Regions from separate parts of the Mus musculus genome. Here regions 2, 3, 4, 5 and 6 are each linked to region 1. Evidence: chromatin loops called from intact Hi-C (ENCODE). Cell type or tissue: heart. All regions are shown on one strand. Region 1 has its middle 4.7 kb from the start of Gm34301. Region 2 has its middle 46 kb from the start of Gm34301. Region 3 has its middle 5.0 kb from the start of Gm46687. Region 4 holds the start of Gm52427 (a long non-coding RNA gene). Region 5 has its middle 43 kb from the start of Gm26314. Region 6 has its middle 96 kb from the start of Gm34187.

Region 1 (4,000 bases):
TCCCCAGGGATCAAGGTTAGGATCCTGTCCTGAGATTAATGCTGCCAGGAATCCCTCTGCCACCAGCTGCGGAGGCTAAGTGGAAGCGCTAAACAAACAGAGGGCAAAGGGACGATGTTGTTCCAGGCTAAGGAGGGCCTTCTCTTGAGCTTTCCCAACTCACCTCTCCTAAATCTCAGATGGAAAGAAGGTAGCCAACTACCTGAGTCACCTCCAACTCTTCACTTCCTATCTAGGCCCACATACAGACATCGTCCTCACGTGTGTGTTGGAGGCCAGGCCTCCCACCTAGACAGTGTGAGTGTGAGCATCAAAGCAGAGCAAACCCTCGATGACGAAAAGCAGTCTTGGGACCCACGGTGCCTTCCTTGCCCTGTCTTTTATGTACTTCCTTGGGAAACTGAACACCCTTAAAGAGGCGGCGAGATGGAGACCTTTGCAAGGTGTTAACTGATTGATGCAATGGCTTCTGCTCTGGTATGAGCCAATGGTTCCAGTCCCCCGCCCGGTGACCTTGAGAAAGTCAGGGATCTACCCCAAACGCTTGGGATTTTCCCACCCCTAGAGGCCAGCCCTTTATCTCAGCCTCTCAGGCTTTTTGGCCACCCAGCTTTGTCCGGCTAGGCTGGCTAGCCTGCTCTGGGAGGAGGTACGGGAGTGGGGTGGGAGGGATGAAAAAACACCAAAGGCTTCACCCACACCCTTGCACCCCCTTCCTCGCCCGGGGCCCCTCGGCCAGTGCTCTAGCCGCCCGGTGTTGCCAAACCCTCACTGGGCAGGGTTGCGGGGTGAGGCTTTGGGAACAGGGCTTGAGCTAGAGAAGATGAGGAAAACAAGTGAAACGGGAGGGGCGGGGTGGGGTGACGGCTCATAAATCAACTGGCTCCACCCCCAGCCCTCAGAGCTGAGGCGCCTCAGCCCCGCAGGGAAGAGGAGGGTCACTCGACCACTCCTGGACGACCTCTGAGCTTTCCCTGAGCCATCGCCCCACCCTAGGCTCAGGCCGCCGTAAGACCAGCTCCTGGCCCAGATCGTAAACCGCCCGCCGGATTCGGCGGGAAGCCGCCCTTGGACGCAGCGCTCATCCGCCCAAGGGGAAGTTTATTTATAGCTTGTAAAACGTAAAGGAAACCAGACTTCGCTAGCTTGCGGAGCCTGGGCGCCTTCGATCCCCACCTGCCCACCAAGAGGGCTCAGCAGGGGGTCTGGAAAGTGGGGTGGCTTCTAGTCCTCCCCCTACTCTGCACCCAAAGGAGAAGGGAACCTTCTTCTGTTGCTGCCCAGGCTTAAATTCCCTCTCAGCGTGCTTAAGCAGGGCGCTTGATGCCACAGAGAGAGGAGGCCAGGGCCTGGGCCCTGTGTGGTTAGTGTAAAGGAGACTGAGCTGGCCCACTTGGCACGCACGCCCGGGCAGGCCAGGCAGCGCTGTGCGGGATTCCACAGCTTCCGCTCCCGACAGGGGGAAGTCCCAGAGTGCCAGGAAGCCTTGGAGTGGGTGCTCCCGGAGCCTCTCCTTGGAAAGCAAGGATGCTGTCCCCGTTCCTGCTGCGCACGTGTCTTCAGCAGAGCAGGCGAGCGCTGTGCGCCTGGGGCTGCGATCCGCGGGTGACAGCGGTTGAGAGCGCGCCCTCTCCACTTCACACCCCCGCCGTCGCCTCCTCCCCAGGGGAAGCTCCTCGCTCCGGGGTGCGCTCGGGGCAGGAGCCAGAAAAAAACGAAAAGTGCCGAGAAGACGAGGACGAAAACCGATAAAGAGCTCAGCCGAGCTCTTCAAGATACCCGCGAGTCCCCATTACTCACAACCCACCCGGGCAGCCCTTCCCAGTCCCGATGGAGTGCACCCTGCCTTGGTCAGGGAGGTGTGTGTGTGTGTGTGTGTGTGTGTGTGTGTGTACGCGCGCGCGCCCAATCGCCGGGACGGCAGTTGCGAAACAGGCTCTTGGCTGCAGCGCGGCATAATGGAGGTGGCTGGAACAATGCGCGCTTTGTGCGCGCTGGTTGTTTTCTACCCGCCTCGCCCCCCTCGCTCGGGCCGTATGGCACTTTAATCCCTACCACGGCTAGGCACAAATGCACTTGTGTCCTGTGGGTCACCGGGGGCCGTGCGGCTGGAGCTGTCCCCACCCCTCCCCCGCCGAGCCCACGGCCCGCTTGCCCAGTCTTCCTTCCTGCACCCACCTCCCCCCACCCCACCCCCGCGCGCCACCACTTCAATTCCCGGCGTGGGCCGCTCAGCCGGCTTTGGAAGCTTCCGGGCCCGCCGGCCACTTTTATTTTCCAGGCAGACGGCCCTCCCCACCCCCCCGGCGAGCACGCGCGCGCGCGCACACACGTGGAGCGCAGGCCTCCCACTTGCGGCCCTCCCTCGGCTCGCCCCGCCCGCCCGCCCGCTCGCTCCCGCCCGGCGCTCCGGACTCCTGCGAACAATAGTAAATGTCAACAGATTCCGCGCGGCGAGTGTCTGACTCGGCCGAGATAAGGGTGCGCGGTTGGCCCTGAGCTCCGCGACACCGCGGGGGGAGGCCACCCTGACCCTAGCTGGAAAGAACCGGCTGTGATGAAGCCGGTGTCGAGGGATGGAGGGCAGGAGGGGAGAGCCCCAGCCTCAGCCCCGGGAGGAGAGGCGCTTAGACGCCAGGCCTTGCCCCACCCCCACCCCGCCTAACTCTGTGCTGCTGGGCAGCCTAGGGGCCCGGTGGAAAGCCACGTGCTAGATGTCAGCCCACGGCTCGGATCTCCAGAGGACGCAGGGAAAAGGCAGGTGTGGAGGTGAAGACTCGGACAGTTTTCCACCTCCGGGGAGCCGGCACCCGAAACATGGAAAGGATCTCAGTCCTTGTCTCCTGAAACTCACTAAAATGTTTTTTTTTTTTTAAGCTCACACAACACTTGCAGTCCTCCCCCTCAATCGTCCGCAACCCACCACCCGAGTTAAAAATTCGCAAATTGATTCCCACGCGTTAGTATTAATGGGTTGTTCCTCTTAAATTGTTGCCAACTTTGCTAATGGATTATTATTTAAATTTCTTTTTTATAAAGTACGTGTTGTTTTATAGATGCGTATTTACTTAAAGAAATCAACTGCATCTATTAACATATTAAAGAGAGAATAAAGCACGGGGCCGGTGTAATGTGCTGTTCAGCCTTACTTTGGGTGCTGCGAAGATAGGAAAATCTTATTTGTTTAATAATAAGTCACTCATGAATATGCAAATGACATCGTTGCAGTACCTCACTTCTGTCACTATTAATGAGTTGCAAATTAATGTGACAACAAAAGGAAAATCTATTTAGTGGAGGAACTCAGGTTCCTACCTGGGGAGATCACCAGCAGGCCTGGAACTTCCATAGTGTAGATGGAAAGGACCGGGGATGGACACCTCACCCAGCCTTTTCCTGAAGCTACCACTATTGTTTAGACCCACGGACCTGCTTTGTCAATAGCCCCTTAAAATTCCAGCTCCAGGCCAGGGGAAGAATGGTTGCTCCAGGGTAATTAGGGCCAAGTGTGATTAATGGAAATCAGCCCACAGTTTGGAGTAAAGCAATTGGTGAAGCAGATTGGGAAGTGAGGGAGGGGTCCTCTCTCCACCCAGTTTCAAGATTCCCCGAAGCCTTTATTGGCCTCTGTTGTTTGGGATAGGGACAAATTGGGCCTGGGGTGCTCCGATCCCAGGTGGATCACAGGTACTGAGAGAGCAGCCCATGCTCTTGCGCTTGCCTCTTGGGCTTGGTTTTTTACAAGGCGGCTTTGCTGACAGATTTAAGAGCAGATCAGCTTCTTCCTGCCAACCTACTATCCAGTGGCTACAGACTGAAGTCTGCCTGTCTTCCACCGACCTTCCACTCTCCTGGCCTCCACATCAGAGACAGTTACTGACTTCATCAGTATGCTGAAGAGAGTGTTTTGCATTCACTTAAGTTTAGAAACATCTTTGCAAAAAAGTAGTAGTGGTAGTGGTAGTAGTAGTAGTAGTAGTAGTAGTAGTAATCAGTAGAA
Region 2 (4,000 bases), 50 kb before region 1:
GTTGGTTAGCTGGTTGCTTTTGAAGACAAAGGCTCATTATGGAACCCAGGCTTGCCTCAAACTCCCTATATGAGCCCAGGCTGAAGGTTCAGGTCTTACAAGGTCCCAGGCATTGCTAGAAGTATAGCTGTGGTAGAGTGCTTGCCTTGGTAGTGTGTGCACAGTCCCAGGTTTCAGCAATGGATACAATTGATAAATCAAACCCTTTACAAACTAGGAATTTGAAAAAGCTCACTAATGGAATGTTTTACTCAATAAAGCAACCTTACAGACATGGGGAACGATTATATTTATACATACAAACAGTAATACTCACGTACCTTCATATGTACAGATTGTTGCGCTTAGGTGTGGATCTGAGGACCCCAGGAAGGGCAGGAACATTAGGCATTGCAGTAATGGGGCTTTGGTATCAATGGCATGTCAGGAGGCAGCAGGAAAAGGAGCCTGTGACAACCCTATCCAGAGAGGTGTGGCGTGGCAAATAGCATTTACTGCATTGCTCTGGAAGCCAAGTTTGCCTGTGTGGCCCTCATTTCCAGGTTCCCACCCTCCAGCTGCCCTTGCCCCACCTCCCACCAGACCTTCTTTATCTAGTGAAACCTGTCTCATCCTCCCAAATCCAATTTAAAGGTGGTGTCTCTGGACATCTCCTCATAGTGAGACTTTAGGCTAAGAGCCTGACTCCCCGGTGCCACAGCCCCAAGGCAGGTAGAGAGTTCATGCACTCACAGCCTATTGACTGTTTCCTCAGCTCTGCTAGGCCAAACAAGGAACTGATTTACTCCATCCCTATGGTCCTGCTGTCAATCAACACCTTGTACAAATGGAAATATATCCATTTTTTCAATTGCCTTTTCGTAATTTCAAAAAGTAATATGTTCCTTCCAAAAGGATAGAAAGAAAATTAAATGAATCACACATCCAGAGATAAACACTGATAACAATTTTATGTCCTTCAGTCTTTCCCTATAAACTTTTTGTTTTATGAAACTGAAATTCTATTGAATATATAGTGCAGTGCATTATAGAACAATTATTTCTCAAAAATGTGATTGTACCATTCTTGCTATTCTTTTCTGTGTCACTTTCTCCCCCCCTCCTGAGCCTTTTAACAATAGCTTGTAGCCACTGTAGAAATTTTGAAAAATTACACATCAAAAAAGGTATAAAAAATGTAAATTGTCTATAATTGCCTGCTATAGGTTTTTCTAAGAGCCAACAGCTCAGCATTTCCTTTCAGTATTTTTTTATGCATTAATTTTACTGCATTTGTTTCTGGCATAATCACAGCAAATTTCCAAATGATTCCTATCCCAAAAGTGGAAAGGTGTTCCTTCTGGATGGGTCACGTCTGGGGCCAGCAGGGGTGACTGACTCACTCTAGGTCTCCACCCCAGGCCCACTGGCCCTGGTGGCAGGGCCTTTTGTCTGTCCCTTGTGTTTCTTTGTCAAATGATCTCCTTCAACCTTAACACTCTTGGAGGTTTTCTTAACAAAGCTAAATCTATGTGCCTCCCTAGGACTCCCAAGCCATAGGCCTCTCCGTTCCCAGAGGCCTCCCCTTCCCAGAGCCTACTCACCACCAAAGCATTTATCAGGGGGGTCTGATGGGCTTTAACAGACAGGAATCAGCCCCTGACTGCAGGTTGGCAAGGCCAACTCTGGTGACACTATGTTCATGTGAACAAGAAGTGGCAGGCTGCAAGGAAGAGCTAGTCATGGGGCCACCCCAGCAGGGGCTCCACGTGTTCTTTACCCGTGGACCTGGGCCCTTATTACAATGGAGCCAGGCTGGCAAACTTCCCTCTTTCTGTGGCACATGCAGGTGTCCAAATAGGCTGGCCCCGGAAGGCTGGTCCTGGGTCTAGAACTGACACCATGCCTTAGAAAAGGAAAGCTATCCCAAGGTCAAGACCTCATCAAAGGCCTTCCTGGAGGAACTGAACAGGAAAAAGGCACTTCCCCTGCGCAGCAGAGTTCCCTGAAGCATGCTTCCTGAAGGTTCTGTTCCCCACCCCAAGGATCCTGGGAAGAGCTGATAAGGATCCGAGAGAGGACAGGGAGGGTGAGAAGAGGGTTGATTGAAGAAGAAAGAGTAAGAGACAGACAGAGACAGAGACAGAGAGACAGAGACAGAGGAGTCTTCCCACAATGTACTGATATTTTTTTTTCTGGTGCTGAGGATGGAGCCCAGAGCACATGCTCTGTCACTAGCCACAGGTCAGTCATTGTTGCAGTGGCGATTTTGCTGTTTAGTTTTTGTTTTGAGACAGGCCTGACCATGCAGACTACACTAACCTCAAACTGATAACCCCTCCTGCCTGCTAGGCTGCCACTGCTGGCTTTGGAATTGCCAAGGATCTGCACTGCTCAAAGGCCATCTGCTAATCAGGAGTCACATTTTGCAAGCCCCCACTGAAACCTACAGAGTGTAGAATCGGGACCATAGCTGGGACGGCCCTGAAGCTTGCAGGCACCAAGGTGGGCCTGGGTCACCGGGAACTTGGTGAAACACTGTGGTAGACTGCCTGGATAGCCCAAATTCTTCACCACTACCAACCCCAATCCAGATCCAAGTCTCTTCCATAGAACTTTGCAAACACCCCTAGCAGGAGCAGAGTGACCTGCTGGGCCCCTCCCATGGCCAACAAGCTTTCCAGGAATCGAGGCTGGATCTTTTGGGCCTACCTTGGGGATGGCTGAAATAGAGATGACCTACCCTAGTCTTCTAGACCAAAACCGGTTTAGACTGGCCCCCAGCTCCGTGAGCGTGTGCAAAACAGCTTAGCCAACGACCAGGTGAGCCCATGTACAGAAACAAAACAAACTGGTATTACTGGAAGCCCCTGAGGTTTTACAGTAATTTGTTTTTCAGGTTGTTGAAGCAAAAGACAAGAAGACGGTCTGCAGAGGTGCCTGTCCTTCATTTGAGTCACAATGAACATTAGCATATTAAAGGCCCTGAGAAACCCTTAGTAGAGAAACCAGTTTTCCTTTGCTGAACTCAGCATTTCCCAAAACTTAAGAGCTCAAGGAACCAGCAATGAAGTCTTGCTCCACATTAAAAAAATATTTCTTATGCATGAATGTGTGTGCATGTGTGCAAATACTCAACGAGGCCAAAAGGGGAGGTTGAATTCCCTGGAGCTGGAGCTACAGGCAGTTGTGAGCCACCCAGTGTGGATGCTGGGAGCTTTCCTATGATTATCTGCAGAAGCAATGTGAGTTCTTCACTGTTGAGTCATCTCTCCAGACCACCTCACATTGAACAGAAGAGAAAGCCAGGTCCAAGGAGGGGGGTTCCTCTGGCACCTGGCTGTTGCTTCTTCTCCATGACAGTACTGTTCACTCTTAGCAACATTGCTCTCTCCCTGTCTGAACCATATGACTTCATATTTGATTCTGCCTTATGTTGTTTTTCTTCCTCAGTGAGAAACTGTTCTCGGCCCAGTAAGATGGCTCAGAGAGTAATGGGGCTTGCTGCTAAGCCTGATGACCTGAGTTCAAGCTTATCCGACCTCCACATGTGTGATGATGGCATATGGACTCCCCCCCCCACACACACACATCATCATCATCATCATCCATACTGGCACACACACATAATAATAATAAACATAATTTTTTTTAACTCTAACAAGTTTCCTGAGTATCTACTGTATACAAGGAACTTCACTAAACATTAGTTATACAGACAAAAAAAAAAACAAAAACAAAAACAAAAACAAGCCCTGACTATACATAAGTTTACAGTCTTGTGGCAGGGGTTGACAGAGGAAAATGATTGGGAGCACCCAAAGCAAAAGGAGCACTGAGGTGGAAAGCACTAAAGTGGGGAGCATTGGGTGCTATGGGACAGAAAAGGCAGGCCACGTGTTGAGGAAAGCTGCATAGAGATTCTCATAGAGGAGATGATGTCAGAGCCAAGGCTTGACCTGGGATCATCTCTGCAAGAAGGATTTGACAGGATGGCGAGGGACAGAGGAGGTGGATACAC
Region 3 (4,000 bases), 81 kb after region 1:
CGCGGTAGGAGGAGGTTAATGCATAATGCACAGCGCCTGGAAGCCCAGCCATTAGCGGCCTGTCGGTGACACAGACAAACGACTGAAAGGAAGGGGATCCAGCTCGCTCTGGAGTTTAAATATACCAGCATGGAGAGGGAACGCCATGATTTAAAAGTGTGTGTTTGCAGACACCCGCATATATTTTAATGATTTCCAGCAAGCTGCACGTCCCAACCCGGCACCCCCACCCCTCAACACAGAAGAGAGAGGATGAAGGTAGGGAGTCTCAATCAGAGACCCACTGACCTTTTTTGTTGTTGTTGTTGTTGTTGTTTGGAGGGGGAGGGGATGAAGGAGAGAGGTTGGTAAACAGGGTGTCGAGAAAAAAAAGAGGCTCCGGGAAGATGCCCAAGCCAAAGCCATACTGGTTTTAATTCTTTTTAAAAAGAAAAAAAAAATCTGATCATGGTGCCTTCCAGCTGGGACAGGACCCTCCACACTGTACAAGAAAGGCCAAGGGGGGGGGAAAATACACTCTGTCACCCTCTTCTTTCCCCAGGAGCCCACAGTTTTTTGAATCTTCCTGTTCTGCTGACAATCCAGAGACCTCCTTCCTGCCCGTTTAACACACCAGTGTTTTTTAGCAATTAAGGCGAGAATGGGGTGGGGATAAAGATAAGCCAATTTTTTTCCGCCATGCAAGTGTGAAAGATAAGATAAGGCTAAGCTGGGGCAAAGCGGCTGCTTACAACCTCCCCTCAGCGATTTTGATCGGTCACTTCTTATCTCGAAAAAATGCTCCTTTCGAAAACTGCATCAAAAAAAGAAAAAAGCTGACGGAAAGCGTTTTCATTTGGAAGTGACATTTAAAACCTAACTGCCTTCCACCAGCAACCCCTCTCCAAAGGCGAGGCTCTCCAGGAAAAGTCGCACCTCTACTGCAGGGTTTCAGGCCTTCTCGTGGGAGGACTGGATTTCTAGTGTAATTAAACTCAAAACCAGGGATGCGCGATGAGGACTTATTCTGCATCTGACACATGTTTATCTTTTATTACTGGTCTATATTTCTGTCTCACCATCGAGAGGATGTGCTGAAACTAAAACAAACAGGTAGCTATATTTGGGAGGGCCATATAATAACTATGTCAACAATGAGGTGGCTGTTCGTTGGAAAAAATAAAAAAAACTCTGTTGATTTTCACAAGACCCTGTAATCGGGAGTGGGGGGCGGGGAGGGCCCAGACCCTGAGAACTCCCAACTAAACTGGACTCTCCCTGAGTTTTATCAATTGTTTTCTCCTCACTGAGGGATTTCCGGAAGACTTTCTATTTGTTGAAGGTTTTGGTATCTAAGCCCACGCCCTCAAGGTGACCTGCAACTCCCCGCCCCCCGTCCCCCCCAATAAAGCTGCTGGCCCAAGATAGCAAGCAAAGGAGACCCCACAACAGGCTCAGAGCTCTGAGGCACCTTCTTCCCGTAAGCACCTCCAGTCTGCGGGCCCGGGATCAGGCTACAGGACCCAAAGCCCAGAGCCATCCGCAGCCGGATTGTCCCCAGGGAGCCGAAACCACCGGTCGGGGAAACCCCTCCTCTCGCCCTTCCCCGAAGAGCCTGGTCGCAGCGTCAGCGCAGAGCGAGCGGGCACTGCTGCCAGCCCGGCCTCTCCGGAGGCCCACAAGCGTCCCATTAGTCAGCCCGAGTTCCCCTTGGACGAGTCGTCTGGCGTGACCTCAAGGCCCGGTTCGGGCAGGGATGGGGTGCGGGGCCGCGGAGAGCTCGGCGGGACCCGGCCCGACTTGGTTCCGCGTCCCTGGACCCGCTGCGAAGAGGAGCGGGCGGGCCAGGCCGCTCCCCGGCGGGCTCCCGGCGCCGAGCTGCGTTTCACGTGCCCGCCATGGCAGCGGCGAGGAGGGGCTGGGAGGCGCGCGGCCGATCCCGCAGGGTCCCCGATCCCGCGTTCAGGTCCCTGGGGCGGGGCGGGGATCGAGGAACACCCTGAAGCCCCCATCCCTTCACAAGGCGAGGGCGACGTCGCCCGATGCCCCGGGGTTCCTAGGGCGCTGCTCCGAGAGCTGCGCGGCGGCGGCAGCCAGGGGAGGGTGCTCCTCGCGGCCGCGACGGGAACTTCCCCGCCGCCCCGCCGCCGCAGTCACGGGGACCGGAAGCCCTCCCGCCGCCCCGAACGGCCAGTGCTGGCCCCTAGGGCAGTCCTAGACGGGAGCTGGCCGTCTGTCCTCCTAGATTCCTCCAGGCTCCAGGCGATTGTCCGCACCCCGGAATGGACCCATTTTAGGCAAGGTCCGGCGAGACGTCCCCCCCCTCCCAGTTACCGCCACCAACACGCCTTTCCCCTCCCTCCTCTCTGGGCCCCGCAGCTGGGACAGGAGGGGCGCTGAGCCGCCACTTGGGCCAGGCAGGAACACCTGCTCCCGAGCCCTGCAGCTGGGCGCGAGGTGCCGGGGAGAAGCTGTCTACTGTTGTGTACAGAGATCGCGGAACAGAAATGGGGCGCTCCGGAGCACTGGAGTCTCCCCCCACCCATTTCCTACTCATTTTGGGCGGTCAACCCCAAAGCCAGAAAGGGCACTGATCTCCCTGAGGGTCTTAGGGCAACAACACCTGAAATCCAGCTTCTGGCCTTAAGAGGTCGTTAGCAAGCCACACGGGTCAAAAACCAGTTGTGGGAACCTTCCCCAGTGTCCACTCCCGCTCTTCAACCCAGACACCCTCATCTGCCCCACGCATTCTGGCCTCGTGCCGCGGACGGCAGTAGGTCAGGATGGCACCAGCATCTCCCCCCTCTCCCGAGGGGCAGAGAGTCTGGTATGGACCTTCGGCTTTGGCACTGCGCGTGGGGGAGGGCCAAAGGGTCCTCCCCATCTTTTCGAACCGGCGGCGGAGCTAACCTGCGAGGCTGTCCCAGCCTCACCCCGCCCCCGTCCGGCCCTCCCCGACTCCCCTGGCCCAGGGCCCGGCCGGGGAAGGCGTTGTTTTGCCAGCGGGAGCCGAGCGAGTGCGCAGAGAAAAGCCACCCTGCTCTAATGAGAGTGCACACAGCGCTGCAGCGAGGAGGAGGATTACCCGGCGGGAGGGGGAGGGGAGCGCGGGCCGGGACCGCGGGCGGCGTGTGCGGCGGCCCCGTGGGCCCGGAGTCCCCGCCTGTCTGGCTGCTAATCGCACGCTTTCTGCCGTTACGGAGGCAGGCGGGAGCCGGCGGCCGAGCCCAGCGCCGGCGACTCGGCGGGTGACACGGAAACATGGCGCAGCGCCCCTCCCCCGCCCGCCCTCCCGGCGCTCCCGCCTCCTGCCTCGCACTTCCTCCCGCCCGCGCGGCTTTTGCAGTTCTAATGCTCTGCTTTCGGCCTGGCACCATTACGCTAGCAGCCGCTTCTCTGCGGCCTCGCGCGTCTCTTTCCCCTTTGTTTTCAGGGTCTATAGAAAAGGTTTGCTTTTGTCCCGAGCTCTCTCGTTAAACCAAACTTGTGGTGGCAACGGAAGGCAGTGCGGGCGGGGAGGGGCCAGGGGATTTTGGCAGCAACAGAGCAGAGCGTGGTGGAAACTTCTCTTGCTGGGTTCCCCGCCACCGCCTTCCAACCCCCACCTCCACTCACAGACAAGCCGCCCCGCCGACGCTTCTCTCCTGAGAGGCCCCAGCGCTCCAGGAAGAAGGCCTGGGACACAGGGACTGTGACCACGGGCCTTCGAAGAGACCAGGGTTCTTGTCTGTGACCCCAGACTTTTGGCACTCAATGACCTTGATCCTTGGTGCGTTGACTTGACTTGGCTTTCGTCTGGTCCTTCGGGGCCCTGTTTCTCAGTCAGTGAATAAAGGAAAGGATCGAAGTAAAGTGTTTAGCGTGTGATTCTCCTTTTCAAAAGGCTGGCTGGAACCTTACTCATTTACTGTAGGCCTTCTTTATAGAGTACGGGGCAACAAGAGGGAAGCATGGACTCAAAGGACAAATGACAGAAAACCTTGTCCCCGGTGGCTGGCCACCTCACCCACACTCACTTAGC
Region 4 (4,000 bases), 110 kb before region 1:
CCTTGGGTCTCTGTCTCTCCTCCTCCTCCTCCTCCTCCTCCTCCTCCTCCTCCTCCTCCTCCTCCTCCTCCTCCTTTTCTTCTAATCTATTCAGTTTTGTAGTATTCAACAACCAGGCGCTTGCCAAAACCTGGCAGTGATACCCACCCAGCCATTTCCAGTCCAAACGGCTCCTGTCAACTTTTATGACCCTGCGCTAAAACTCCAGGCATGTCTCTTATTTACCCAGGCTGTCTGGCCTTCCATTTTTCACGTGTGTGTTACCCCTGCAGTTGCTTCAACTTCCCTCTGGCCCTTAAAATGCCAGTAAACGCCCAGTCCAATTTAAGCTGGGAGGTGTGGAGTATTTCATCTCTTCGGGCGCCTGCACTGCTTAATGTCATTTTTGTCTCTGTTCGGCTTGGGACGCGAAGGAAGAGGACGACTACTGCATTGGGGAAAATTGCTCTTTCGCTGGAAACCATTGTTACTAATAATAGCCTCACCCATCAAAGAGCTAGCATGGCCCCTGCCTGCAGGGGTGGGGTGCACACATACCTGACTCAAAGGAGACATGGCTGGCCTAGGTCAGTGGGTGAGGGCCACAGCCATAGCCACTCCATGCCTTGGAACTGTGCTTACATTCTGGCCTTTCATTCTTTTAATCCTTTACACAAACACTGTGTGCATAAGCCAGCATCTCTCTCTCTCTCTCTCTCTCTCTCTCTCTCTCTCTCTCTCTCTCTCTCTCGTGTGTGTGTGTGTGTGTGTGTGTGTGTGTGTGTGTGTGTGTGCGCGCACGCGCAAGCGCATTGTGTCTTTGAAATCATCCCAGCAAAAGGAGGTCCATGGTTGAGCCTGACCCAGTGCAATGCAGAATATATTATTTCTTTCAGAGCATGGCTAGCAGATCTACACGTGAATCACAGATCAAACACGGCTAGCAGAAACAATGACAGGAAGCGCAGCCAGAATGAATCAATTCCTTGATCCTGCTATACCAAAAAATTAAAGCGGAGCACTCCCGGGGTTTTTAACCCAGATAAGACTTCAGCCATGGCCGTGTTTCCCATGTTCCTGCCTTGCTCCTTTTGACTCCCTTTTTCTGTGGATAAAATAGGGAATATGAAGTGAGCAGGGTCAGGTTCTTTTCGTTCATCTGGATTTTTAAAATGACATGTCTCTGTTCCTTGCCCCCAGTATATGCGCGCACACACACACACACACACACACACACACACGCACACGCACACGCGCGCGCACGCGCGCGCGCGCGCGCGTGCACAAGTTTTACCTTTTCCCCCAGAACCAAACAGGATATGGGTTCTACCATTTCTTCCAGCAGAGTGAGAAGGGAAAACACAGAAAGATCCTTTCAAGGTATCAGTTCCTAAAAGGGAAAAAAAAAATCTCAAAGCAAAGAAAGTTCTAGTTCCCAGCTTGCCATTCATTCTCCATCTGCAAGGGTGGATACAGCCCCTTCATTCTCGAAGATCTGTTTAAATATGTAGGTGGTCTGGCTCTAGTCAGCTGGGTTTTATGTCGGCATTGACCCCAGGCTGACCCCAGCCCTGAAGATCCCTCATAGCCCTGCTGGCAGAGAGCTGGAGGGTGGAGCTGGTTTGTGTACTGATGGGCCACTAAGGCCACCCTGTCGGGCTGGTCAGCTGCAGCCATGTCCTCTCCTGACCTCTGCTCTAATCCCGAGGACGCCCTTTATTTAGACACCACAGTCCAGCCTGATCTTCAAGTCCTGGCTTGACTGGCTGGCGTCAAGCCAGGCATGGCCACAGGCTGGCTCCAGAGGGCTCTCCCAAGGAGGCCACAGCAGACTGGGGAGGCAGGCCAGGCCCAGCAGGCTCTGGCAGAATAGACCAGAGATTCCATGCAGGTCTGACTTGCAGACTGGGTTAGGACTCCAGGGGTGATCCTGTCTCTGACCTTGGCTGTGGTACAACCATCTCTGATCCCCTTGTGCCCCTTGTATCTAGATCAGTGCTCCCCAACCTTCCTAATCTGTCACCCTTGTGTTGTGATGACCCCTACACACACCACAGAACTGTTTTCATTGCTACTTCATAACTGTCATTTTGCTACAGTTAGGAATAGTAATGTAAAGATCTGTTTTCCAGTGGTCTTAGGTGATCACTGTGAAGGGTTGTTCGCCCCCTGTCCTCCCTCAAAGAGGCTGTGACCCAATACTTAGGAACTGCTTATCTAGAGAGAAGGCTATGTGAGGCTGGAACAGACAGACATATAGATGCTGGCCTTGGACTACTTAGTAATGATGCAGTCTTGAACCAAGGTGGCCACCCTAAATAGAAAGAAGCGAGAATAGCATCATCGCCAGGAGACTCCAAAGGAAGCCTTGTAATCTTGGCCCGAGGAAGCTAACTGCTGCTCCCGTTTCCAGCTGTCAGTGTGTGGTCACTTGGCATGGCTCACTAAGGGCCACTGGGAAGTTCCAGAAGGACAGCACCAGGTACTAGGGCTGGAACTGTCCTGTATCTTAGGTTCTTCCCAACAACAAGTTAGTAAAGGAGCGAACTGTCAGGCTTTGCCCCAGTCTCACTGATTAAAAATGGAGAGTCCAAGAAAATGAGCATCTTATTCAAAGCCATCTGATGGCAAAGCTGGGACTAGAACAGCGGTCACCAAAGCCTAGTACTGTCCCCTTTCTATGAGTTGAGCCACCATGTCCAAGGCCACTGAAGCCACTCTGAACAATTCTAATGAGAGCGAGGGTTTAGCGACACATGTGGAAGAGCTTGGGCAGATCTCTCCAGGGCAGGTAGGACAAAGGAACCTCCTGCCCACTTTCTGGCCCTTGGGTGAGACTTGCATTTGAACAGATATTGAGGTCGCTGGACACCCCACCTGGACTTAGCTCTCCTCCCAAAGGAAAAGAAGTTGAAGACATACCTTCTTTCTCAGTGACTCACTTCAGAGCCCCATTGGGTCTCCCAGGCCCTCATATTCCTCTAAGGTGCTATGGGAGGGACTTAGGAAGAGGGCCACCACCCATGAGGAGCTGTGGAGCCAGAGAGCAAATCTGTATAGAAATGCTCATGGTAAGGGGGCAATTGTTCCACACTCCATCAGGCAGGTGTCCCCAAGAAGTCCCCTGCCATTGGGGGAAGCTTGCCAGAAGTACCGCACAGAGGATACAGCCTGGAAATTCCAACTCTAATCTGTGACCTCATGAGCCCTGGGGGAAAAGCCTGGGGGCACTGACATATCATGCTGTCCAGAGAGCCTAGGGCAGCCAGGGGATACAAAGCTCTGGCTCCCTCTCCCTCTCCCTCTCCCTCTCCCTCTCCCTCTCCCTCTCCCTCTCCCTCTCCCTCTCCCTCTCCCTCTCCCTCTCCCTCTCCCTCTCCCACTCCCACTCCCACTCCCTCCCTCTCTCTCTGTGTATGTGTGTGTCCCTCTCTCTGATCCCTTCCATCTTTCTATCTTTTTCTGTCCCTGACACCTCTCTCTCTCTCTCTCTCTCTCTCTCTCTCTCTCTCTCTCTCTCTCCCCCTCCCTCTCCATCCCCCTCCCCCTCTCTCCATTTGCACTCCATTAACTCCCCCACACCCCCACACCCCCACACCCCTGTAAGCTTCTCTCCACACTGGCTCACTGGCCTCTCCCGAAAGCACACACTCTATAGATTACAGGTGTGAGATTCCCACACCACGCTCCACTTCCCTAGCCATCCTACTGACATGAGGCTGTACTAAATAAAGCAAAACCAGCAAAGATTTGCTCACCCTTGCCCTCCAAGAGCCTCCAGTCTGATGAGGGGGCACCCTTTAGTGTACTCTGTAGCGCAATAGAGAGCTCAGGCTACCACCATGTGGAATGTGGGGTGAGCATAGAGATAAGAGTAAACAATCACAGGACCCCATCACCTAAGCCTGGCCCAGGGAGGCTCACCTAAGGGGTTCAAACATTCTCCAGAGGGCAGTGAGGAGCTGTGGAAGGTTTTTGAGATCCAAGTGTGTTTTTGAGAGTTTCCCATGGCTGTGTAGTG
Region 5 (4,000 bases), 200 kb before region 1:
TGGTTTGATGAGTGCTCAAAGGTGTACTGAGTCCATATAGATGACTAAGTGCCCAAGAGAGGCTGTGGGTCTCCAGAGGAACGGAGGAGCTTGGTTCTCAGAGAAGAGGGTACACCCCAGATCAATCCCCCTTGGTCCTAAGGAGCAGAGAAATGAAGAGGTTCCAAACAAGCTTCCCAAGAGCAAAGCTTATAATTCTAATCACACACACACACACACACACAGAGAGAGAGAGAGAGAGAGAGAGTCACCAACTCATGCACGTGCATGCTGCGTACACACAGCCATTTTGGACATCATTAATAATTTATTTTTGTAGATGCCTGTACTGTACGAATATTAAAGCATTATCTCACTGTTTTAATCACAACTGCTTTGGGATGGCCTTGTTCGTCCTGGTAATGAAGCCAGGCTCAGCGGTCGGACCTGCAAGAGCTGGTACAGCTGCTAGGTAGTTCTTAACCTTTGGGGCTGCCTCAGATCCCCTTTAAGAATCCTCCTTTTGGAAAATTGTGTACCTACTCAGAATTTTGATGCTACTTCCAGGGGTTGCAGCTCCCTACTTCAGGGTCTTGCACAGTTCTAACACATATACACACACCACCACCACCACCTCCACCAATGAGAAGCCAAACTAATGTTTGAGAAGCCGGTGGGGTAGAAGACACCATAGCAAGACCGAGAAGTCTCCTAGACCACAACGGGACGGGCACAGAAAGGGTTAAAGGGGTGTAAGGGTTTGTTTTTCACCTCTGAGAGTTGTTATGGGTCATTAAGAACACACACAAGGCCCAGTGAACATTCCATTCGATAGGCCTGCCTCCAGCACAGAGCCCTGCTTCTCCACAAGATAAGTCCTGTATGTGAAGATTGGTCCAGCTGCCCAGAAAGGGTGGATGGAAAATCACCCCAGATAAGGCAATTGCTACTGCAAGAACCGTACCTCTGGAGGGGATTGTCCAAGAGGCAGCCTAAGGAGCTGCTGCTCTAGGCAGTTTTGGAGGAGGAACATGTCCCCTCCGGGCGCAGCCTCTTGCCTGGGCTGTTCTGAGGAGTCAGGTCCCTGCAGTTCTGGGGTGGGCCCCCCTCGAAAATGCCTCAGCTACCTTCTGCTAGAGCCACATAATGCTTACTCCCTCTTCCCCCAACAGACACATCCACCAGGGCCTTAGGGCACCCTAGTCCTGGTGCACCACCCAGGTGGTACCTGTCTCTGTGCAGGTGAGGGGAAAGGCCTGAGGAAAACACCATTACTGATAAGTAACAGCTCCTTTCAGGTTTAACGACACGTTGCATCCATCCTAAAGCTCTCAAAGGGGGGGGGGGCAGCCTTCTCGAGGTACAGCGCCTCGCGCCTGTAAATAGAAACGGCAGGCTGGTGCGCGCGGGGGCGGGACGGCGCAGCGCTAGGGTGTAAATTAACTGGGGGCAACAGAGTAAATACATTACACATGGTATTTATTATGCGTCCGGACCTCGGAGGGGTTCTCCGACTTCTGGACACAGCAAATCTTGTCCCGGACGCCGCAGGCCTTGCGGTGGAAACCGCTGGCGAGGGCAGCCGGGGACTGCGGGGGACTGGGGAAGGAGGGGGGTGACAGCTCTGCGTTGTCTGCCGATCGGAACCCCCCTTCCGGCGACTGCAGCGGGAAAAGGGCTCGGGCTCTGATAGTTGTGGCACCGAGAGCTGCCGGGGCTCCAGGCCAGTCAGGGAGGGCTGCGGGGTGGGGACGGGCGACGCGCCGGGCCCCTTAGCATTCCGCCAGCGCGCCCGCCATCGCCGCGTGCGCCCCCGCGCCCCGCTGTAATTACCCCGATTACCAAATGAATCTGGCGCTTTTGTGCTCGCCAGGCGGTGGGTGCGGGGAGGCAGTTCTAATAGTTGTCATTAGGGCCGCGGAAGGCGGGGCGCCGGGGGAGGGGGGTGGGGAGCGCGGGCGGGGGAGGCCGCCGCTCCCTCGCTGGCTGGCTCGCTCGCGGGCGGTCCCGGGCGGCGCGCAGGCCGCTGCTGGCTGCTGAGTAATGATTTTTTTTTTCTAATTGGAGGCGAACAGCGGCCCTAATGGATGGAGCCGCTCTCGGCGCGCTCGCTGCGCCCGCCCCTCGATCGATACGGCTTGCTAACACCGCGGGCCTGAGCTCCCCGGCCCTTTGTGGTCCGAGATGCTGCAGGGGCCCCCCAATCTCCCGCCCCCTCACCTTGAGCCGCCTCGGCCTTGCTCCCTGTCTCGAAACTAACTCCCCAAATGCCCTCACCCACCACCCGCCACCTCTGAACATTCCATTCCCTTGCCCCTTCCGGGACCCGGAGCCCCAGCTCCCCTCTCCATGCACTCTTCTGCCTTTCTTCAATCGCCACTTGAGTGTCCTCCACCTTCCTGGACACTATCCTCTTCTGCCCTCCCATGCGCCTGCCAGCTTAGCAGCCAGGGAGGACTAGAGGGATAATGTAGGGAGCCTACTGGCCCTAGATTACCACCCCCTTCATCCCCTCTTGGTCACCACACCTCCACCTCCAGTCCTAGACCTGGAGGAAAGCCAGAAACAGAGCTGCCTCTGAGTGCTTGGGCAGACTGGTCCAGGAAGAGTTTCCTTGAGTCCAATCACATCCCCAAGTTCTTTCCTTCCTGGGCCCTCTCGGGCACCAAAACTCAAACCCACTCTAATTCGAACCCTTCAGCTTTGTGGAGGGGCAGAGGCCAGACAGGTCTTTGGGAGGTGAAGGATCAAACAAACTTGTGGTTTTGCAGGTCCTGTTCCCATACTGACACTAACAAGCTGGTGACCTTGGCCAAGGACTCAGCCTGGGAAACAAGCCTTCTATTCTACACCTAGCAGAAGCTCACCCAGACCCACAAGCTAGATCCCTGGGGTACAGTTTTAATAGCTAAGCCTGCTTACTCTTCCCAGCAGTTTACAGACCTTTCCAGATACGGACAGCGGGGGGGCGGGGGGGGGGTGGCGTGGCGGGGAGGGGATCCCTCCATCACTTCTTCACCCATTCATTCACACCAGTTACTTCCTGGCACAATAAGCACTTACTTGATTGTGTATTGCCAGTCTTCTCCCTGATACTACATAATCTCTACAACGTATAGGATTTGTATCTATCCTCTATCCTCAGTGTTTAAGGCAGCCTGGAACACAGTAGGCACTCAATAAAGTTTTAGTTGCATCAACAGACAGAAGGAGTCTGAACTGGCCTAACTTCTTCCTTTGCTTCCTGGTAGCACATTGCTTTTCCCAGAATACAGGCACAGCAGTGTCTCTTGGGTCTCTGCTTTTCCAGAACGTTGCCACTATCCCCTGAATGGGGACGTCTTTTTCACCTCAACTTGAACTTGGGTGGCGCAGCCTGCCGTGGAGTAGGCTTGGAAAGCAGAGGGGCCATTCTGGCAAGTTCTCTGAAATTGGAGCTGTAGCGCTTGTATGCCAGGGAGGAATCACGAAGCACGAATCACGGATCAGCAGTCACTCCACAGCAGCACACATGCTGACTTTCAAGGAGAACTCCATAAGGAGGGATTCAGAAGGGCTGAATCAGCCACAGAGGCCCCCTCCTCAGACCATCCAGAGAGAGCTTCCCATGAGAAAGGCCAAGTAGCTGACAACTTCCAGCTCTAGAGCCTAAAGGCTTTGTCTCAGCCTTTAGGCCAAGCCTCCCCACTGCATGTAGGGAGCGCTGTCCTTTGTGGCTAGCCATTTCTTCACTGGCTAAGCTCTCCTGGTATTTCCCACCTATGTCCCTGGGACCTCCTTTCATCTAATTCCTGGAGGATCCAACTGACACAGGCAGAGAAACCGACTCCTTTCACCATAGTGAATCCACTCTGAAGCCCTCTCAGCCACACACTGTCTCATCCCCCGCAAAGCTACCAGATGAGAATGGGGGAGGGTGTTAAAGACCAAGTGACTTGCACAAGACCTTGCAACTAGGCCTTGATGGACACAAACTCGGGCCTAACTATGTGTGACCACAAAATTCAGGCTCTTGATCCCT
Region 6 (4,000 bases), 380 kb before region 1:
TGCCAATGGTGCATAGAAAGAATACTAGTATTGGCCTTGAGAGCTTGGGTCACATGATGGGGAAATGGAAGGTGCCTACCCACCCATGTGCAGTCATCCACAAACACTCCCCGCCATGCACCAGAAGAAGGCACCCATTTGTCTACACAAAATACCTTTGGGTCAACCTACTGGCTGAGTCCCCTGGTGAAAGTGGAGCAGAGAAGCATGGCAAACGGGCCTTTCCCGGAGAAAGCAAATCCACAGAGGCAGGGGAGGAGAAATCATAAGTAGGAAGGAGAGAACTCTGAAATAGCTGATGTGTCCTGTCCCCACTGTATGCCTCTCCCCCCAGCATCCTTTTTTTTTATCTAGGGCAAGCATATGAAGGAGATTTTTGTAATCCCCAGATTACATACAAGATCATGGAAGCTGTACCTTTAATTTCTCAAGACCACAGAAAGTAGAAAACAAAATCAGATCTCAATTCCTAAGAATGTTTTGGGGGCCCTTCCTCACTTCGATCATAACCAGTACTACAAACAACTTAATATGTATGATGTGGCCTACCAGATTCCGAGGAGAGAGGCTAAGAGAGATAACTGGCTTTAAGTCACAACCTTTCAATCATAAACAACCCCCACCAAATTCTGCAGGCTCAGCCCAAAGAGTGTACTACAGGACACAGCACCTGGACAAGTAGGTCCATAGGAATGGGCCTAGCATAAGGAGGGGCAGACCCCTGAAGTGATGCACACAGATGAAAAACAAGCCTAAGTTGGGCCTGTGTGGATAGTAGGTCCAGGGATTCACAGCCTAATGAAGTAGATCATGAAAGCTCATTTGCTTGTTCAATAGCTCCTTCCATTCACTCAGGTCCACTTAGGGCAGAACCAAAAGAGAGCTGGGAGGGGGCCTTTTGGATTTCTCACCCAGCTTTCAAAGCCTGGGAAGATGGAGAGAACAGAGGTCTCAGGAGCCACCTTGGGAGGCAGGTGTGTCCCAGTGAGGCTAAGAGAGCACCAACAGCTGGATGAATATCCCCCATTAAACTATGGCCAGCCTGGCCAGCAGCATGGAACAGGCCTTTCTGACAGAGACGGTCATTCACAACTTCATTTGGTGAGAAAATAGCTAGCTGTGCCTAGCTGCCCAAGTGATGTCCCAGAGGCAGGGACAGCTCACTATAGGAAGCTATAGGAAGCTAGCCAAAGGACCCCACAAGAGAGTGCTTCTCAAATGATTTGTGGTGAAGGACCTGTTATTTCTTGTTAGGTTACTCCCCTCCCCGAAACTTTCACAGACAAATCTCTTGTGAAATACAACAACAAAAACAACAAAAAATGAACAACTATAGGACGGGGGATTCCATATTTTTAAACCCTAAGTTTTAATGGCCTTTGGAGTCAATAGGACATAGAATGGCTCTGACACATTGAAGTTCTAAAATGTCTTTTCTTGATTTCTGTGTTAGGTTGTCATTTACAGGGTAACAAGCTGCTGCCGAACCAGCCCAGGTCTACACAGTGTTGGAGAACCATTGCCATAGGTTAACATGGTTAGACAGAGCTTCCTAGGCCTAACCAGTTATCCAAAACAGGCAAGGATGTCACTGACATAGGACATCCCAGGTAAACAGGAATGTCTGACAGCCCTTTGTTGGGTGTCATAGTCTACAGATGTAGATGATTATCACATGTCTCCAAGGCACAGAGCTAGGACAGTAATAAAATCAGGCTCTCTTAAATGGGGAAGCCAAGACTCAGGGTAGGACTGGGTATTTGTCAAGTTTACAGGGAGGTTATGAACTAAGATCTTCCTTAATATCAGTGAGCTCCCCCACCAACTTCCTCATTCTAGTGAGGATGCCATCGTGTACATGAGTGTCCCCAAGGGACATGTTCTCCCTTCAGGGGCTCCTCTTCTCTGCAGTTGCTGACAATGTCTCTGGGCATCATTCGAATTCCTTGGAACTGCCTTTAACTGCCTTCTTCATCCTAGTTTTCCTGTAAAAAATAAGAGTTGGAACCTCTCCAAAAAGAGACCCAGGACCCCCAAGCGAGAGAACTCTCTGGTTAGCAACAAGAACCAACAAACCTATCTTGGATATTTCCTCCCACCGGCCAGTGACTTGTACCTTCTAGAATAGGGAAGGGTATCTGGGATCTGGACCCAAGTCCTCACAACATCCATGACTCACCATCTCACTCTGCTTCTCTTAACTCAGTCAGGACAAGGGGAGGGCTGTGCAACTCTCTTTCCCAGCCAAGGAAGTCACCTAGGAGCCAACACTGGGAACCAGACAGACCCACAAGCTCCTGGCCTGGCAGTTGCCAGCAACGGAAAATCCTGCTAGGGCCACTTCTGTCTCTGCCAGCAGATGTCACTGCAGTCTGACCTCAGGTTACCAAAAGGGCATCACTAATTTTGGCTTTGCAGCCCTAGAAAACCAGACACTAAGTTTCTTGGCCCTTTTGCTGTTTTCTTCTGGCTTGCTGACTGCAAAAAAGACCTGTTTTGTCCCTCTGTTTTACCATCTGTGAAATGGACATGTTCCCCTTCACTCCCTCTCTTCCCCAAAGAAAGAATTCAAGAGCTATGATATTCCAGAACTAATTAGTTCCTACCCTCCCCAGACGTCAGTTATTCCATCTATCAGAGTGCCCAGTGATAGTTCACTTGCGTTCCATCTACCAAAACAGGTAGCCAGAAACACCTCCACCTATTTCTGTTTCCATAGTAACAGAAGAGTTAAAAAAAAAAAGGAAGAAAAAGCCTCTAACAAAATAAGACACCTAAGAGGCATAAACAAAATATGTGATGGTGTGGGAGACTGTAAAGTTTTTATTGCCACCTGTTTGGAAGACCTGCATAATTCAATCCTGCTCCCGGCATTTGCGAGGGAAGCAATCACCCCAAACTTGTGGCAATAAAGCCTTTATAGCCCCCCATGCTGGCACACCCACTTTCGAGGTACAAAGCCCCAGTTTGATAAACTTCCGCTTCTTGTATTTGCATAATGGAAATGGACGAGATTTTCCACTCAGGCTTCTGGGAAGCTTAGCTGGAAGCCGTCCTGGAAGCAACTCCAGCCAAAGGACCTTGGGACTCGACAGGGATGCTGAGTCCCATTTCCCTGAACCTGAGACCAGGCAGGTTCTAGTTGAAGGTCATATGCCTCCTGAGTCCTAAGTCATAACTATCATTGCAGTGCTCCGTTAGAAAGCACGCTAAGTGAGAAAGCTTGTCCAGGGTTAAGTGTAGGAAAGAAAGGTCCTAACTCAAGTAGACATCCAACGCCCCTCACTGTCAGACACACACACACACACACACACACACACACACACACCCTCTGCTCACTTTCAGGTACCCTCTCCCTCAATCTGTTGGGGACAGGTCAGGTAGTCGTGGCTGTTCTAGATGCCTCTCCTTCTCGGCAGATTACTACAACCCTGCCAGGACTCAGTGGTAAAAGTTTGAACGTGTCTGCAGAGCTTAATCAAATGCTAATTCCGTGTGGTGAAAGAATTTGCTGGAATCTGCAAGGGAGCTCCTGGCAGCAAGAAAATGCGTTGATTCACTCCCAAATCTGCTTTGCCCAAGCCGGGTGCGATTTAGAGCGTAAGCTGTATTAAATCACAAAGTGCTGTGTGGATCATACAGCCATCCTTTGTGTCGTTAATGAAGGGAAAAACAGGGCTTTATTCTGAAGCTTTGTGTATAATCAGATGCCATGTTGTAAAGCTCTGGAAAACACACCAGAAATCATAATTGGGAGGAAATAAAAGGGTTAGTCCAAAACAGCGTATGCAAATAAGGAGGAAAAAGAAACTGCCCCCAAGATTTGTGCGTTTCAAGAATCAACTTTTAATTCATGCACAGGGAGATTACAGAAGGGGAGGAGCGGCCTTTAAAATAGTATGAAAAGCTAGTTTAGATGTAAATGAGAGATAATGGGCTTTCACCAGGAAATAAGCAAGGGGGCCAAGTTTGTGCCCAGGGCTGGGGGAGGGGAAGGCAG

Evidence for each region. Hi-C counts contacts between places; a loop is a spot of excess contacts. Peaks named below come from ENCODE experiments on the same cell type or tissue, not always from the same donor. Only the 100,000 strongest peaks of a DNase experiment are listed, where the experiment ranks them.
Region 2: it touches region 1 in a loop (2.2-fold over the local background); 6 of 42 quality-filtered maps call a loop at or near these places.
Region 3: a loop joins it to region 1, with 8 times the contacts of the local background. A loop is called at or near these places in 16 of 42 quality-filtered maps.
Region 4: a loop joins it to region 1, with 5 times the contacts of the local background. A loop is called at or near these places in 3 of 42 quality-filtered maps.
Region 5: it touches region 1 in a loop (2.7-fold over the local background); 10 of 42 quality-filtered maps call a loop at or near these places.
Region 6: it touches region 1 in a loop (3-fold over the local background); 7 of 42 quality-filtered maps call a loop at or near these places.

What each region holds. Positions count from the first base shown.
Region 1 is chrX:12,004,882-12,008,881 of GRCm38, forward strand. No RefSeq gene overlaps it. Among named protein-coding and RNA genes, the nearest start is that of Gm34301, 4.7 kb to the left of the region's middle. In heart, no CTCF peak of the experiment used is centred here; DNase peaks (open chromatin) are centred at 990, 1,520, 1,690 and 2,510; H3K4me3 peaks cover 2,447 bases; H3K27ac peaks cover 2,941 bases; H3K27me3 peaks cover 2,989 bases.
Region 2 is chrX:11,954,433-11,958,432 of GRCm38, forward strand. No RefSeq gene overlaps it. Among named protein-coding and RNA genes, the nearest start is that of Gm34301, 46 kb to the right of the region's middle. In heart, no CTCF peak of the experiment used is centred here; a DNase peak (open chromatin) is centred at 1,939; H3K27me3 peaks cover 550 bases.
Region 3 is chrX:12,085,463-12,089,462 of GRCm38, forward strand. It overlaps a transcript of Bcor not described here. Among named protein-coding and RNA genes, the nearest start is that of Gm46687, 5.0 kb to the right of the region's middle. In heart, a CTCF peak has its summit at 2,096; DNase peaks (open chromatin) are centred at 1,649, 2,199, 2,979 and 3,539; H3K4me3 peaks cover 3,405 bases; H3K27ac peaks cover 2,815 bases; H3K27me3 peaks cover 3,175 bases.
Region 4 is chrX:11,893,896-11,897,895 of GRCm38, forward strand. Gm52427 (a long non-coding RNA gene) reads right to left here and starts at 1,360. Exons shown (of 3, transcript XR_003953078.1): 1 at 1,274-1,360. In heart, no CTCF peak of the experiment used is centred here; a DNase peak (open chromatin) is centred at 1,706; H3K27ac peaks cover 1,469 bases; H3K27me3 peaks cover 1,559 bases.
Region 5 is chrX:11,805,707-11,809,706 of GRCm38, forward strand. No RefSeq gene overlaps it. Among named protein-coding and RNA genes, the nearest start is that of Gm26314, 43 kb to the right of the region's middle. In heart, no CTCF peak of the experiment used is centred here; a DNase peak (open chromatin) is centred at 1,725; H3K4me3 peaks cover 1,765 bases; H3K27ac peaks cover 1,895 bases; H3K27me3 peaks cover 4,000 bases.
Region 6 is chrX:11,627,760-11,631,759 of GRCm38, forward strand. No RefSeq gene overlaps it. Among named protein-coding and RNA genes, the nearest start is that of Gm34187, 96 kb to the left of the region's middle. In heart, a CTCF peak has its summit at 2,350 (motif pointing right); no DNase peak of the experiment used is centred here; H3K4me3 peaks cover 283 bases; H3K27ac peaks cover 164 bases.